2 separate regions of the Homo sapiens genome follow, and region 2 is linked to region 1. A link is a loop called in an ENCODE intact Hi-C map of the cell type or tissue named here. Cell type or tissue: endothelial cell of umbilical vein. All regions are shown on one strand.

Region 1 (2,500 bases):
AGACAAGCTTTTCTTGCATCTTCTAACTCACATGGACAAGAAGAAATGAATGTTGAAGTTAATGTTAAAACATAGAAGAGCATATTGATAGTACTGAGACAAACATTTGAAGGATCAAGGAATCAGAAGAATGTTGGAAGAGATCTCCATAGCTCAAAGTTTCTCTAATACCCTGTGCAGTAATTGAATATTTCCAATGACAGAAAATTAATCCAATGTCCCACCAAGCAGCCCAGTCCAAATATTAGGACATGGATCTCAAATTGAAATAGGTGCTCTCCTTTTTTAATCTAAAGCCTTTGATCTTAACTCTTCTGTTGGTAATTATAGCTAAAGTATGTCTCATCTTTCCCAATGCAATGAAGCTCCAAGCCTTGTCTCTTCTCAGCCAAACATGTCCAGCCCTCTCCACCATTCTCTATGAAGCATGGTTTCCCACATCCTTAGCCAAAATGGCCCCTTTCTCTGGACATGCCTCCAAGAGGCAAAGGGCAGTTCTCTAGGAAGGAGAGGGCTGTGATCCATGAGCAACCAGCATTCACAGTACCTGGCCAGGTAAAGGGGATTTGGACAGGGCAACAACTGCTCCAGAAATAATCCAGTACTGTAATAACCCAGTACAGAAATAATCCAAACTGTGCACAAAAGAATTCATATCAGAACTTATTATTAATTTTAATTAGACACATGGTAATATTGATTAGAAAGGCAGCAACCTAAGTGTCTATTATAATGAAATAATTTTGTCATGTCTTCTCCATGGAGTATTATGTAGCCATATTACTCAGCTATCAAGAGTATAAAAATAGGCCAGGCACGGTGGCTCACGCCTGTAATCCCAACACTTTGGGAGGCCAAGGTGGGCGGATAATGAGGTCAGGAGATCAAGACCATCCTGGCTAACATGGGGAAACCCCATCTCTACTAAAAGTACAAAAAACTAGCCGGGCATGGTGGCTGGAGCCTGTGGTCCCAGCTACTCGGGGGGCTGAAGCAGGAGAATGATGTGAACCTGGGAGGTGGAGCTTGCAGTGAGCTGAGATCGCACCACTGCACTCCAGCCTGGGCAACAGAGTGAGACTCTGTCTCAAAAAAAAAAAGAAAAGAAAATATAGAAAATGATAAAAAAGAAATATGATATGTTTAAAAAGTAACTCAATATTATAGCTGATGAAAATTATGAGCAAAAATACATACATTAAATTTTTGGAAGACATATACTAAAAATGTTCGTTGTATTTGCATGGTAGAAATATGAGAGATTTTATTCTTCTTTGTCCTCTTACTTTTCCAAGCTTCAACAAGAACATTTATTCAGGCTGTGTAATTCAGACTACTTGAATTTTGCAGATTTTTTTCAAAAAAGAAAATCCAGAGAACACACTGTGTGTACCCAACACCAAATGTGGCACAATTTGGAGCATATATTGAGCACTTAATAAGTATCTGCTGCCTGCTTGAGGAAGCCAACTCAGCAAGGCCACTTCACTGAACTGTGTGGATTTTGGCAATTTGTCAGTGAAACAATGTTTTTCCCAGGAAGGAAAATAATCTGCGGCAAAATAAACTGTAATGACTACTTTAAAAATAGTGTTGTTTCCCTATGTAGCCATTCCTCTCTAAGCAGCAAAGACAGGACATGCCTCTCCCTCCGTCATGCAGCACAAAGCTTATCTAAACACAGAGCCACCATCAACTTTTAATGGAAATGCCTGGAGCCAAGCAGGAAGCAGACCCTTGGGTTTCACGGTCCTGTAAATCACCAAGGCTCGTTGCTGGATAACTTTTACATCTTTTATCACGAAAAGTAAAATAAACGTAAATGATTTGTCCCTTGTAAGAGGTTAATATCAGTTTGATTTGTTTTTGTTGAAGCTCAATAATGAAAGCTTACAGTCAAACACAGAAATATCTACTCCTCTCTGCACAGCTTTTCTACCTCTAATAGTTGTGGCTGGAACCCTCTTCCTAAGACCCTAAGCCAACCAAAATACATTGCAACATCTCCTTCTCTCAATATTCTCAGCTCCAATTGGCTTTCTATTCAGAGAAATGAGGCCAAATTCCATCACAATGATAGTCACTGCGACAGCCATCTTTCGGCTGATTTCATTCAGTAGTAGATTAATTTCTGGTGCAAAAGGACCTAATGAGATCAGGCGTGTTCCGGGTGGTATGGCTGTAGACTCTACTGCAAAAGGATCTGGATGGCCCCTTGGGCGCTGTGAAAAGCTGACACACCTAACTTCATGATATTACATCTCAGTATCACAGTGAACAGAATCTCAAGGTTCTGCTCCTCCTCCAGCACTGTATTTCATCTCAAAACTTGCCAACATCAAATAGTGACAAATGCAGAATGCAGAGACCAGGTGGAGTGCTGGGTTCCGGTGAAAACAAGGGGGACATACACACAGAATCACCTTTCAGGATGCTTACCAACTAATCGCCAATGGCTGGGCATACAATGAGTAAAGATTTAATTAACAAAGTAACCTGT
Region 2 (2,500 bases), 320 kb before region 1:
ACAAAAATTGACAAGTGAAACCTAATTAAATTAAAGAGCTTCTGCACAGCAAGAAAAACTATCGATGGAGTAAACAGACATCCTATAGAATGGGAAGAAATATTTTCAAACTCTGCATCCAACAAAGGCCTAATATCCAAAATCAACAAGGAACTTAAATCAACAAGCAAAAACAAAATAACCACACTAAAAAGTAGGCAAAGGATATGAACAGATACTTCTCCAAAGAAGATATACAAGTGGACAACAAACATGAAAAAATGCTCAACATCACTAATCATCAGAGAAATGCAAATCAAAACCACAATGAGACACCATCTTAGTCAGAATGGCTTTTGTTAAAAAGTCAAAAAACAACAGATGCTGGCAAGGCCGTAGAGAAAAGGGAATGCTTATACACTGTTGGTGGGAATGTAAATGAGTTCAGTCCCTGTGGAAAGCAGTTTGGAGATTTCCCAAAGAACTTAAAACAGAAACACAATTCAACCCTGCAATCTCACTACTGAGTATATAGCCAAAGGAAAATAAACTGTTCTACCACAAACACATGAACTCATAGGTTCACTGCAGAGCTAGTCACAATAGCAGAGACATAGAATCAACCTAGATGCCCATCAAAGGTGGATTGCATTAAAAAATGCGGTATGTATACATCATGGAATACTATGCAGCCGTATAAAAGGACAAAATCATGTCCTTTCCAGTGACATGGATGCTCTGGAGACCATTATCCTAAGTGAACTAAAGCAGGAACAGAAAACCAAATACTGCATATCCTCACTTATCAGTGGGAGTTAAAACATGAGTACACATGAACATAAATATGAGAACAATAGATACTGGAGAGTATAAAAGGGGGCAAGGGATGGATGAAAAACCACCTATTGGGGAGTATGCTCATTTCTTGGGTGATGGATTCAATCGTTCCCCAAACATCAGCATCACACAATATACCTTTGTAACAAACCTGCACATGTACCCCCAGAATCTAAAATAAAAGTTGAAAAAAAAAAGGCACTAGAGATATAACTTTGCAGTCAGCCCTGTGGCTAGAGACTCCACACAAATTTTTTTCTTTAATAAGTTATATAAATATGTTGCTTTTATTGTATGAAATATATTCTCTTCTGGATAACTGTTTGCCAATTCTCGGGCTCCTTTTTGGGGCCACCCAAAGCTTTTGATCAGGCATGCCATTTTTATTCTCCATAATGTAGCTGTCCACTATTTGTTGTGATACCTGAGAGAATGAGGGAATGACAAAACAAAACAAAAAGCTAAAAGTCATTCATCTGTGACTATAACTAACTATATATAATTCAAAAGAGAATAAAGAACTTTTCCCAATAATTTCATTTTGGGAGAGTAGAATGAAGCCTCATATTCCCAAATGCCTATTATCACTTCCAAACAAATTTCAAATTAGTTTTGGCCCATCTATGCCTTAAGAATAGTTTTCTAGTACAGTGGGCTTTCTATTATTTTTGCCTTGCCTCTGGATCTCTGGCTTTCTTTTCTTCTCTTGCCCAAAATATTGGTCTAAGGAATGAGAATGTTAGAAGCAGCTAGATATAGATATAGACTTAGACATATGACATATAGACAATATAGACAAATATAGACAGTTGATATGAATATGGATATGTACATGTGGAATTTTAAAAAATTCCCCTAGATTGCATAAGTGATAGACATTTTTAGATATATAAATTTCATTATTTCATAGTAGCTGTCTCAACTGTGTTTCCACATAGAATCCTAGGATTCAGGAGCTCAGACTTTGTAAATACACTTGTCTTGTGATCACAGGCATGTCTTAACCCTCCCTTATTTTCAATCTCCTCTGCTGTAAAATGGGAGTAAGTCACTGCTGTGGTTTGAATGTGTACCCTCAAAAATTCATGAGTTAAAACTTAATGGCCAATGTGATAATATTAAGAAGAGGGGCCATTAAGAGATTTTGTTATGAGGGCTCCTCTCTCCTGCATGGGACTAAGGCCCTTGTAATAGAGGTTTCTCACAGTGCTTAGCCCTTTTTCCCTCCTCTGCGTTTCACCATACGAGGACACAGTGTCCCTTCTCTCCTGAAGATGCAGGAAAAAGGCACCATCTTGGAAGGAGAGATGGACTCCTCACTAGACACACTGAACCTGGCTATTTCCTTGATCTTGGATTTCCAGCTTGCAGAACTGTGAGAACCACCAATGCCTGACCACCATGCAGGGCTGTTATAAGGAGTAAAATGAAATAATGTAAGTGAAAGTAAGCATTTTGAAAGTGGAAAGTAGTATATAAACAGAAGGTTCCATTATCTTTAATCAAAACCGCTAGAGAACACAGGCATTTTTCATCCTTATTGTATGACATAAACAAATTTGAACACTAAAAATGAAATCAGCCCAAAGTAAAATGTTAGAAATGACAATGAGCCATTTTTCACAACAAAGAAATTGATTTTCCATAGATGTTCTTTCCTATTGCATGTAAAGGCCTACATCCA

The links. A loop is a pair of places that touch in the nucleus more often than their neighbours do. Peaks named below come from ENCODE experiments on the same cell type or tissue, not always from the same donor. Only the 100,000 strongest peaks of a DNase experiment are listed, where the experiment ranks them.
Region 2: it touches region 1 in a loop (2.0-fold over the local background); 1 of 110 quality-filtered maps calls a loop at or near these places.

What each region holds. Positions count from the first base shown.
Region 1 is chr2:136,863,160-136,865,659 of GRCh38, reverse strand. The region is part of intron 1 of THSD7B (thrombospondin type 1 domain containing 7B); the gene reads right to left. Among named protein-coding and RNA genes, the nearest start is that of THSD7B, 99 kb to the right of the region's middle. In endothelial cell of umbilical vein, no CTCF peak of the experiment used is centred here; a DNase peak (open chromatin) is centred at 1,559; H3K27ac peaks cover 348 bases.
Region 2 is chr2:137,183,760-137,186,259 of GRCh38, reverse strand. The region is part of intron 7 of THSD7B (thrombospondin type 1 domain containing 7B); the gene reads right to left. Among named protein-coding and RNA genes, the nearest start is that of THSD7B, 420 kb to the right of the region's middle. In endothelial cell of umbilical vein, no CTCF peak of the experiment used is centred here; no DNase peak of the experiment used is centred here.